Regions from separate parts of the Homo sapiens genome. Here region 1 is linked to region 2. Evidence: chromatin contacts called from ENCODE Hi-C or POLR2A ChIA-PET data. All regions are on one chromosome and are shown on one strand. Each heading gives the region's core, a stretch centred on a gene start or an enhancer-like site at or near the end of the contact. The rest is flanking DNA. Distances are from core to core; before and after follow the strand shown.

Region 1 (6,369 bases), core at 1,188-3,687, 120 kb after region 2:
ACAGAGTAAGCCTTTTTTTTTTTTAAGGGTTAAAAAAATACAAAACAGGTATTATCACCATCTTCTTATACAGAACTTCATTTCAGAAAACATAAGATTATAATGTTTCTAGCCAACGCAGTGGCTCATGCCTGGAACCCCAGCACTTTGGGAGGCCGAAATGGGAGGATCACTTGAGCCTAGGAGTTCAAACCAGCTTGGGCAACACGGTAAAACCCCGTCTCTACAAAAAATACAAAAATTAACTGGGCATGCCTGTAGTCCCAGCTATTTGGGAGGCTGAGGTGGGAGGACAGATTGAGCCTGGGAGGTCGTGGCTGCAGTGAGCCACGATTGTGCCACTGCACTCCAGCCTGGGGGACAAAACACCCAAAAGGCAGGAGAGTGGGTAGCCACAGAACAAGGGGCCTGATAATCAAGTCAGTCAAAAAGTTTTTTTTTTCCTTTCTGTCTCAAAGGAAAAAAAAAAACACACTCATTATAATATGGAATTAAACATATACACGCACACTCTCACTTATGTAAGTTAACATTCCCTAAAGGCATGAGAGTGGGTAGCCCCGGAACATGGGGCCTGAAAATCAAATCAGTCAAGGCCGCTCCTTTTTGGTTCTTTTGGGTAAGCCAAAATGATCTTTACTAGTGGAAACATTATTCCTCCATCAACAGACAAGTTTCCTGAGAGCTGGTGAACATCTTGCCAACAAGACATATTTCGCAAGCTCAAAACCTTTCTTTCCATCCCCAATCAAACGCTGAGTGTTATGTCTCAAGAAGAAAGCTGGCTGAGGAAGGAGCTTAACATCCTTCCATGAGCAAAAAGAATTAAAGAAAGGGAAGCAACAAGTTCCAGTTCCAAAATAGCTTTTTGATAACTAGGAACTAAGCCCAGCCCTGGACAGTATTACTGACTCTCACCACCACCTAAAGCAGGCTCTGCCAAACACAGCACAACAACCAACTGCTACTAACAACTTTCACTAAGCAGGTAGTGCACGGCAGGCGCTGACTTAGGGCTTAAAACACAGCTATAATAGTAATAGCTAAAACTTATTAAGCCATTCTTCTAAGTGCTTTATATGCCAATATCTCATGTAATCTTAAAAATGAACCAAGGAGTTAAGTGCCAGTATCAGTCTCAGATGCAGAAACTGAGGTACGGAGAGAGTGGTGAGCTTACACATTTAAATGGATGGCAGAGCTGGGGTTCAAAGGCAGGTGCATCTGACCCCAGAACCTGTGTGCCTACTCAATACTCCACAGAGCCCAGCAGCTGGGCCACCTGTGCTAAGAACCACTGCCATCTCTTTGTTTTAAAGTCTCCAAAAGAAGAGGAGCGGGTTATTTAGCACCTACTTTTGCACAGTTGAGTCACAAGTGAGGAAGGCAGCACCGCTCTCTAGTTAAGGATACAGGTTGGAAAGCAAGATTGTCTGCATTCAAATCCTGACTCCACCGGGTCCCAGCTGTGTGACCTTGGACAAGTCACTAAACTCTTCTGAGCCTCGAGTTCCCCCATCTATAAATGAGGGTAGTAACACAGTAGTCACCCCTTATCTGCAGTTTTGTTTTTTGGCAGTTTCAGTTACCTGTGGTCAACCATGGTCTGAAAATACTAAGTGGAAAATTCCACAAACAATTTGGAAGTTTTAAATTTCACGCCGTTCTGCGTGATGAAATCTCATGCCTTCCCACTCCATCCTGCCTGGGACATGAATCATCTTTTTGTCCCGCGTATCCACACTGTACAAGCTATGTACCCGTTAGTCACTCAGGAGCCAGCTCGGTTCTCAGATCCACTGTCATGGTGTCACAGTGCTTGCGTTCAAGTTACCCTTATTTTGCTTCATAATGGCCCTAAAACACAAGAGTAGTGATGCCAGCAATTCAGATATGCCGAAGTGAAGACAAAAGGGCTTCTTTAAGTGCAATTTCTCAATTTAATAAAGGAAGGGAAAAACTATATGCGGAGACTAAGATCTATGGTAAGAATGAGTCTTCTATCTAAAATTTTGAAGGAAAAGAAATTTGTGCTAGTTTTGCTGTCACACCTCAATGCAAAGCATATAGGGTTCGATATTATCTGTGGTTTCAGGCATCCAATGGGGGTCTTGGAGTATATCCCCCATAGCTAAGGAGGGACAACTGCTATACATACATTATACTGTTATTTTAAGGATTATGTGGGGGTAATCCTCATTCAGCATCTGGCACATACCTGGGACATAGTCACTGCTCCATAAATTCTACATGTTAAGTCAACAGAAAAGAGGAAGAAACAAGAAAGTAAAAGCATATAATCTAACAATTTCACAACAAAGGCCTCGCTGGCCTTCTGCCAACCTCCAGAAAACAGTGCTGGACTCTGTGTACCCGCAGTGTGGCTGGGACTGCAGACACCAGGAAGACCTTGGGACCTGTGGAGCCTGGATGGTTCAGTTGTCTGAGCCAAGGAGGGCTGGATTAGGCTCAGTGATCGAAGCTGAGCAAGTTTCAGCACATACCTCTACAAAGTGGACGCCCAGGGATGGCTGATATGATGATTCTTTAGGAAGCCAAATGCTCAGTTTCTCAGAAAGGTGTTTTCCTGTTTCATGACAGATAAAAAGGTTTCTCATCCAGACAAATAAATCTGCTGACTGAGAGCTTTCATTAAAAGCAAACAGTCTTGCAATAAGGAACCGTAAGCTAGGAAGGCCTTCCATGAATATATGAAATGTCACAAGTCCTCAGCCTGTGTCTGAGAGTGAGAGAGGGAGAAATTTGAGAAGGTGCTGACCAGCTCAAAGACTGGGATATCATAACCCTAACAACATCCAGTCAGTACATTCCTCACCTACAAACGAAAATCACAGGCAAGGCCACGCACCGCTGAGTCCCAGGAGACACACCTTCCCAAATAAGTGTTTGGGTGGGTTGCTGTTAACTTCCAATAAAGCAGATAAATGTCATCAATTGCTTCCTGTCTTCAGGTCTTGTCAATACAGAATGCTAAGTCCGCTAGCCTCGAAAGCCTGTGTACCTTCCACAGTCTTAAAGACTTGATGGGAAACTGGAAAAGCAATCAGGAACAGAACACCATGGGCACGAGACTCATTCCAGGTACTGTCACAGCAAGATACCCTTCTAGTATTCCAAAGCTAGGAACACACCTCCCCTTGCTCCCGCCAGCCCAGGGAAACCGAATAAGCTGTTTACCAGGGACCCCAGCAAAGCGAGCCTCAAAACTCACCAGTGGGAGAACTTCATGACACAAAGAGAAAACATTGTTGCTTTCATTTGCCAATTTTTAAATACTTAGCTCATAAGTTCTGTGACCAAAACTAATAGAAGGCTCGGGAGGAGAGCTCGGAAAAGCAGAGGGGGTTGTTTTCCTAGGCTCCTTCCTCTAACACGAAGGTGGAAATCAATTCGCTTTCCCCTTCTAACCCTTGAATCCCTGGAGAACGATCGTATTTGGATGGCCTACGAATGCTCAGCTTTCCAGTAGTGCCCCAGACGAGGAATCCATCCATCCAAGTATTGTTCTTACCTCCCACTACCTCCTACGTCAGGGGAGGGGACCGGGCACATGGTTCCGAGGTCATGCTCCTCACTTAGAGGATCGTGGGAATGCTTACGGAAACACTTGTCACGGCGCTGCCAGCTGGAATCGCTGCTTAAGAAGAGGCTGGAAAACTAGGGAGTGCGCGATCAGAGACGGGAGGCTGGGGAGAGCAGGGAGGCAGATGTTGTGTGTTATCACTGAAACAAACACAAGCCATCCAGTTGTGCACTTCAGCTACGTGCGGCTTAGCGTACTTCGATAATGCCTCCAGAAAGTCAGGGAAAGGAAATACAGAGGAAGCTGGGCCTCTCTTCTACCACCTCGAAACTGTCCTGCTGCCAAACAGATCTGGGAAAGCAGGTTTTAATGAGAAAATTCAATTAAGAAATAAACTTAAGTAACCCCATAGCATGCTGAGTGAAGAGAGGAGCCTTTCTCAAGTGTCTTAGTGCCGAGGAGTGGACCAAGGGGCTCTGAAAAATGACCAATGAGGCTTCCCGCCACTCAGAGGAAGCCAAGCTCAGAAAGGCCACGAAGACCATCCTCGCTTAAGCGCGGGGCCAGATTCCAAGGCCAGGTCTGCTCCGCCTCATCCATTTCTTGTGCTGCTTCCCAGTGAGACTCAGCAGAGGACACACGAGGCCACATGAGGTACTCACATCAGGATCTCAGCTCTCTAACACAGGGAGGGGTGCAACGAAGGCAAGGACACAGGTGCTGTGCGTGACTCCCCACCGGGGCCGGCGGGCACTGGGTGGCTCAGAGATCATTAGGAACGGTCGCTCCCTCCCTTTCTCCTGGTTTCCCTTCTGTCCTCTGATAGAGGAAAGTGGCTTAGATCATTCTCACAGGAAGATTAAATCCAGAGCAAGGGAAAGGGATAGGAATCCGTTTCCAATCAATGATGGAAACCAGATTCCCTCATCAGTTGGGATTCATTCTTACATGTTGTAAACATCACAGAGCTCCACCCATGGCTACAAGCGTTCAGGAGGTATGAAGCATGGTGGCACATCCTGGGTGAGAGCTGCCTGTGGCCAAGAAGCCTCCCGGCTTGGGCTGGCCCATCTGAGGGACAGGAAGCAACACGTCTCTTGGAAGTTATCCCCAAAACTCCCATCTCAGAAAGGTGAGATAAAGCACAAGACTGTCCCACTCTTGTAAATGTTCTATATTTACAGGAATAAAGTTTTAAAACCATCTTAGACAACTATAACCTCCTTCCTGTAGAACATACCCATGTACATTTGTACTCATATGGGAAAATATGGTATCAATTATTAATAGTAAAGTATTTGAATTAAAGGTCTTTTGTTCTTGAAGAACCACGGGATCTCAGTTTCAGTGGCCTTGGAGTCCCACTTCCCCCGTATGAAATCCCTAAAGCACTAGGTGTTTTGACCCCTGCTTGATCTTGACTATGGGGAAAATGCACCATGTCCCCAGTCAGCCTGTGTCACGCGGTGCTGGCTGTTTGGCAGCTCTGCCTTACACTGCAGCCTCCAGCACAGAGAGTCCTCTGTCCAGAACCACCTCAAGGATGTGCAAGTTCTCTGCCACATGGCATCCCTCAGACACCTGAAGTGAGCCATCTCAGCCTCCCTCCAAGCAGCTTCCCTCCCGGCTGACACTCCCAGCTCTGCTGTGTCCTGCACATGGCACGCTTCCGAGACCACTCGCCCTCGGCTGTCCCCTGGGGTTCATGCCACTGGATCACTGGGTGCTTAATAGGCGCCAACCATTTCAGAAACCACCTCTTATTCCCGTGAGAGCAACCCCTGCAAGTATTCTGTTTTGGTTTTGTTTGTGCTTTTTCTTTTTGCAGGAATCAAGGCCCTAACATCCAGAACCTCAGCAGTCTCTCTGGCTGCCATCCACATCATCTGCCCAGACACAAAGAGAGCGGGACAGGACCACAGCGTGGCCAGGTGGGGGTGCTACCGGTTTTCCCTACAGCTGACGTAAAATACATATATTACTGCAAATCTAATAACCTGCTTAGAAAGCACTTCAAGGCAGAACCATTCAGGAAATACCTTAATACAAAATACCTTTGTTTTTCTTTTCTTTTTGTTTTTCTGAAGCAGGGTCTTGCTTGCATACCACCATGTCTGGTTAATTTTTGTACTTTTTGGAGAGACGGGGTTTCACCATGTTACCCGGGCTGGTCTTAAACTCCTGGGCTCAAGCGATCCACCTGTCTCAGCCTTCCAAAGTGCTGGGATTACAGGTGTGAGCCATGCACCCGGCCCATAAAATACACCTTTGTAATGAATATGTGAGAAATAGATACTGGAAGAGATGATGTAAAAACAATTTTTTATTTTTATTTAATCTCTCTTATGCAGATTAAGCATTTCCCCTGAAATCCAACCCTCACAGCTCAGTCCAAACTTTTCCTCACCGTGAAAAGGTGAACTCCAGACCAGCCTAAGGCCAACCGTTCTGAATGGCAACCACTAGATTCAAAGCAAGGTGCTGTGATGTTGCTAGGTGTTTGGTTTGTGCTCCTATGACCAGTGTGGGGGGAAGGGACTTGGGCAGACATCCAAGCTGAGGTCCCCTGGGCAGAGTGACTCAGAATTAGTGTCTGGATAGGCATCCGTGCACCCAACGCTACTGACTTACTCCAGTTCATCCTGAAGACAGACTATTACAGTAAAAGCCATGTTTTAAAAAAGTTATAGCTGCTAGGCCGGGCGCGGTGGCTCACGCCTGTAATCCCAGCACTTTGGGAGGCCGAGGAGGGCAGATCACAAAGTCAGGAGATCGAGACCACCTTGGCTAACATGGTGAAACCCCGTCTCTACTAAAAATACAAA
Region 2 (5,624 bases), core at 61-2,560:
CATTTCCAAACCAAGTCTTTGCACAGACTCTAATGTTCCTTTCTCTTGTTCTCCTCCAACCTACCATTGAGCCTTTAAGGCTGAGCTCCATCCAGCATTTGCTGAGCCTTCCCTAGTGCCTCTCCCCGGCCTGCAGCTCCCTAAAGTACTCTCTCTTCTGGGCTCTCCAGCAATCATTACTTCAATCTTCCTCATTAGACTCTGAACTCCCTGTGGAGGGCTGGAATCACTTTCCCTCCTATGGCCCCAAGTCAAAGCCTGGCATAGAGTGGATAGAAAGTCCCTACACCCTGACCCGTCCGCACTCCCTAACACTCCTACTCTCCCAGCCAGCCTTACGGCATCGCCACAGTTCTCCCTGAGAGAGGCAGAGGTACTGCCAGCTGCACAGGTCAAATTCTAGTGGTTAAGAAAAGGCCAGGATGAGAAAAGGGTGCCCAGGGTGTGCATGCGTGATGATGGTAACGAAGGGGTAGAGAAAAGGGGGAGAGCCTGGGTGGGGACCGGTTGTGGGCACCTGGCAGGTTTGGAGGCGGGGGCATCAATGGAGGTGGGAAGCGATGGGTCAGACCAGGCTGGGGGGAGACTCTCGCGCTGCAACTCCCAAGGGAAGGAGAGTGGGGGAAAGGAGTCAGGGCAAAGCACTGTCTAGTTGTCCCGGGGTTCCCAGAGCTGCGGGGTGGACCTGGGGTGGGGAGCGAGGGACGAATCCGTCGGTGCTGCCCGCGGCCGGGCCCGAGCGGGGTGGTGCACGGCTGGGGACAGGCTCAGCTCTACACGATGCATGGGGAGGATCTGCAGCTACTGTTACCTCTGCAGTCGCCACCGCCCAGCCCGAGCCCCAGGCCGCCCAGGATGGTCTCGGACTGGCCGTCGCTGTACATGAAGGCCGTGTCCAGTTCGGTGTGGCCGCGCTCCAGAAAGGCGCGCACGGCCGCGGCGCTGGCGGGCGCGTCCATGCGGCGCCCCATCTCCATGGTGCCCAGCACCGAGGCGACCCGCGGTGGCGGTGGCCGGGACATGGCGAGCGCGCGGGCCTCGGGCGGCGGAGAGCGAAGCGCGCAGTGGACGGCGGCGCGGGAGACTACGCGAGACGCGGCACTCAGCATAGCAGCGGCGCCTGCGCGTTGGGAGCCGGGGGCCCCGCCCATGCCGGGGAGGAGCGCGGAGGCAGTTGGGGGCGGGGACAACAGGCGCGGCCCCAGCGGCGCCTCCAGGCCCGGTCAGCCCAGCGCGCGGCGTGGGGGCGGGGCCTGCGGTTCCCGCGGGGGCGGTGGCGCGCGGTCAGCTGACCCGGCGGGCCTTGACCCAGAAGCTGGGCCCTGGCGGCGGATCTGGACGTGGTGAGCCGGACCGGGGGCAGGTGGCAAACTTCACGGCTGGGGGTCGGGGCTCCTGGGCTTCCCTGCCACATCCTTCCAGCCCTCTCCTCCGGCCGCTGGACTGTCCCGGCTCCTGCGCCCTCCTTGTGGCGCGATATCGTGGGACGAGGCTCCGGGCCGGGACTGGGTGGCCCTCGGGAATCCGCAGCCAGTGGCCCCCCACCTCAAAGGCGACCAGCGCGGCCTCTCGAGCTGGCCTGGCCAGGAGTTGCCCTGCCCCGGCCGACCGGCCCCTTGGCATCTGATGGCTTCGTTTTTCCCGGGCCGGCCGGGCGAGGGGCCCTCGCGGCGCTGGCCCCAGCAGCTGTCCTATCATTATCCCTCCAAACAGGCGGCCCGCGCCGGGCTGAGTCACCAGGAGGGAGCTGTGGCCGAGGACGCCGAGGCCTGGAGTGGGTGGTAGCCCCGAGCTGGGACGCTCCTCCCTCCACAATCTCCCCAGGTCTGCAGGGACCGAGGGCCTACACTGCCTCCTCCCACGCCGTGCTTAGGGTAGGTTTCCAAACGTGTAAATGGAGAGTCTGAGTCTGGAAGTGTGAGGGGTCCCGGGCCTGGGTCACAGGTCATGTCTAATCAACGCTTACTGAAGGCGCCTGTGTGCCCGGACGCTGGAGGGGCTACAATGAGAACAAATAATAGTCATTTTGGGCTGTTGGTGTTGAGTGCCAGTGCCAGGCACCCTTGTAATCGCTTGGCCTGGATTGTCTCATTTAACTCTGCAGTCAGCCTAGGTGGTGGGTATTGCATTATTCCCCTACTTTTCAGATGAGAACTACGAAGCTCAATCACTTGAGTTCCAGACTGGTAGGCATCGGGCAGGTCTGTTCCAGAGTGCTTTTCTCCTCAACCCTGGGCTGTTCGAGCTCACAGCTTTCTCCCCTTCCTTTCTCCTTTCCTTCCTCTTCTCTCTCTTCCACCCTTTCTCCTTTCTCACCCGTTTCCTCTCTTCTTCACTCTGTCCTTCTCTCTACCTCTCTCTTTCTCTCACTGTCTCTCAACATTTGCTGAACCTCTAGGTGTGTTTACACCTGGAGAATAAGAAATGCACAACCCAGGGTGGGGAGAGTACGTTTCAAAGACAGTGGTCGCAGAGGACGGTGGTAGCGTTCTTCAGGTGTGTGGACAAGGGGAGAGGAGGAGGTGGAAGGTCCTGTCCAGCCAGCTCTCATGGGGCATCTTTGAAAGGGCAATTTAGAAGTGAGTCTTCTTATCTCATGACCAGGCCCTTGAAGGGGAGCAGGACACTTCTAGGGGAAGAGATGGCACGTGCAGAAGCCTGGAGACCTGAAATGACTGAAGACGTGGGTCAGGAGGCAGGAGATAAGGTTGGGAGGGCAGTTCTTGGAGTAACTTGAGGCCTAGCCTCAGGTAATTTGGACTTCATCCTGTAGACAAAGGTGGACACATGATTGGCTGTGATCATGTGCCCGAAGCACCCTGACTCAGCTTGGGATCAGGGAGAGGAGTTTGGGTGTGGCAGGAGATGTCATCTCCAGCCCAACCTTTCTCAAAGTGCACTAGATGGAGCAGAATCGCTGGAGGGCTTCTTAAACCCAGAATCTCTAAGCCCCAGCCCAGGTGCACTGACTCCAAATTTTGAACATGCACCCTCCAAGGGTGATTCCAGGGTACCGCTTCTGGGGTCCTTCCCATCCCTGCAGGTGAGGTCAAGCTCCATTGCAACCTTGGACATCCATTTGCTCAGAGCTGTTTGAACAGGATGTGGGCCCATGCCTGGCTTCTAGGTGACAGGAACTACGCAGGATGGCCCTCAGAGCCAGGCCTTTCTGTTCAGGGATCAGGTGTGTCTCAGAGTGTCCCGAGCTCCACATTGCACATGGGTCCTGTCCAAGGTCAGGGGGACACCCACCCAGTATCCTGGATCCATAAACCAAGGTACCTTCCTCAAGACAACTCCCCAACACGCACGCATACTGGGGTGCATCCATTTCATTTCCTCCTTAACCTAGGGAAAGGGGGAAGTGAGAGAGAGGCCGCAGGGGCCATAAACCAAGGTACCTTCCTCGAGACAACCCCCCAACACACACATGCTGAGATGTGTCCATTTCATTTCCTCCCTAACCTGGGGAAAGGGGGAAATGAGAGGGAGAGTCCCCAAGGTGGTTGAGATGCTGGACTCTCATCCTGAAAACAGTCGCTGCCATGTGTTGTCAGGCACAGGGCTGAGAGCTTTATGTGCATTTAGTCAGGGCAGCTGCCCCAAGGAGTGAGTGTCGTTAGCCCCATTTTATGGACAGGCTCAGGCAGGTTAATTCACTTCCAGGGCTGCTCAGCCTCACCTGTCAAATGAGCACAGTATACCCAACCTTGCTGGGGAGTGGTGAGGATGGCAGTGGATGAGCTGCAGCCTTGTGTTCAGACTCTGCAAGGGGGTGTGGGGGTGCACCCCAGTTGGCAGTGGTGGCTGAGAACATGAGGACTTGATTTGAAATGCCTTTGGCCTTGCAAACGTGTAGTTCTCACCTGGACTATATGGTTTTTTTTTTGTTTGTTTGTGTTTTGTTTTGTTTTTGAGAGTCTTGCTCTGTCACCCAGTTGGAGTGCAATGGCGCGATCTCAGCTCACTGCAACCTCTGCCTCCTGGGTTCAAGTGATTCTCCTGCCTCAGCCTCCTGAGTAGCTGGGATTACAGGCACGCACCCACCACGCCTGGCTAATTTTTGTATTTTTGATAGAGATGGTGTTTCACCATGTTGGCCAGGCTGTTCTCCAGCTCCTGAGCTCAAGTGATCCAACTGCCTTGGCCTCCCAAAGTGCTGGGATTACAGGTGTGAACCACTGCGCCCGGCCACACCTGGACTATATGTTAATTTGGAGTGGCCTTTCAGGGGCCGGAGATGGAGCATCAGGTGAAGGCTTCCAACATCATCTGTGCTGATGGTCCCCCAGGTGGGCCACGAAGACACAGGGAAGAGGCTTTCAGCCTCCCTGCCTGTGCCAGGCCCTGGAGGTAGTCCAGTGAGCTGGGCTGACAGTGACCTGGGGCACCCTTACCTTTAGGTCCAGGGTCTCTGCCCACAGCGAGTCACATTAGGGCTGAGGGTCTACGGCTTCCTGAGAGGAGGTGCTGACTCACTTCCTTTCCCTCCCGGTGCTCCCTGGTCTCTGTGTCCTCAGCAGTTCCGTGGGGCCAGCCAGGGACTAGCTGGGGAGCCCAGGCCTCCTGACACAAGTGGGAATGAAGGCAGCTAGAGACAGCCCCCACCTGGATGAGGAAATCCCCTCTGAGCACAGGGAAAAAAGAGGAAGCCCACTTTCTGGCTGTGCAGTCATGCCAGACCACAGAGGCTTCTCTGTCTCTCTCTCTCCCTCCCTCTCTCCCTCTCTCTCTCTCGAGCCACAGAAGTCTTCTGCTTCGCTGGTGACAGATGGACCTGAGGCGGGTGGTGTGGCAGGTGGCTATGAGCAGGGGTGTAGGTCTGAGTCTTGGGTTTGACTCTGTAGTTTCCTGGCTGGGTGGCGCTGGCACATCACTTCCGCACTCTGGCTCAGGCTCCTTGTGGATATCAGTGGTCCCCACTTCATAGTTGCTGGGAAGATGCAACATGAGTGCATGCAGGATGCTTGGCTCACCGGTCCGAGCTGTGGTGATGATCACTGATGGAGATGGCCCAGCCGAGCCTCACTTTCCCTCCCTCCTCTAAGGTGTCACGCAGGCAATGACTGCTCTACTCACTGTCCAGGGTGCCCGGGTAGCGGGAGAGGCCTGCCCTGCCCACCCCTGCGATCAGCCATATTCTGGCTTTGTCATTGTGACGGTGGGGAGGTGGCTGTGGACTCCCTGCTGTTAGGCATCCCCCCCACACTCTGTGAGCTCCTGGGAGAATACAGGCTGCATCGTCCCAAACTTGAGTCCTTGTCATTCATGCAACCCCGGGGATCCCTTGCTCCTCTTCTCCACTTGCCTCATCTGTGTGGGGCAACTCTTTATGGTTTGTGTGTGTGTGTGTGTGTGTGTGTGTGTGTGTGTGTGTGTTTTCTTTTAAGACAGGGTTCAGCTCTGTCGCCCAGGCTGGAGTGCAGTGGCATGATCATGGCTTGCTCTGCAACCTCCACTTCCTGGGCTCAAGCGATTCTTCCACCTCAGCCTCCTGAGTAGCTAGCTGGGACTACAAGCGTGTGCCACCACACCTGGCTAATTTTTGAATTTTTCATGGAGACAGCGTTGCCCAGCCTGTTCTCGAACTCCTGGGCTCAAGTAATCTTTCCCACCTCAGCCTC

What was found. A loop is a pair of places that touch in the nucleus more often than their neighbours do. ChIA-PET counts read pairs that join two places held with the same protein, here RNA polymerase II (POLR2A). Pooled maps may share reads with other maps.
Region 1: a pooled map shows a loop between it and region 2 (3-fold over the local background). The contact joins the enhancer-like site here to the promoter of SLC66A1 in region 2. A Hi-C loop is called at or near these places in 2 of 50 pooled maps. POLR2A ChIA-PET finds 5 or more read pairs at or near these places in 2 of 52 experiments (A673 and GM12878).

Annotation. Positions count from the first base shown.
Region 1 is chr1:19,434,539-19,440,907 of GRCh38, forward strand. All of the region lies in intron 1 of CAPZB (capping actin protein of muscle Z-line subunit beta), which reads right to left. LOC124903869 (a long non-coding RNA gene) reads left to right here and starts at 5,360. Exons shown (of 3, transcript XR_007065525.1): 1 at 5,360-5,475. Within about 2 kb of position 2,438, at least 29 of the 41 ENCODE cell types and tissues checked have a DNase peak (open chromatin) inside an H3K27ac peak, as active enhancers do; they include A673, where a contact is called at or near this core.
Region 2 is chr1:19,311,016-19,316,639 of GRCh38, forward strand. SLC66A1 (solute carrier family 66 member 1) reads left to right here and starts at 1,311. Exons shown (of 8, transcript NM_001040125.2): 1 at 1,311-1,874. AKR7A2 (aldo-keto reductase family 7 member A2) reads right to left here and starts at 1,129. Exons shown (of 7, transcript NM_003689.4): 1 at 812-1,129. The coding sequence starts at 1,109. RefSeq lists enhancers at 720-1,219, 4,434-4,933, 4,845-5,014 and silencers at 811-1,450, 1,531-1,620.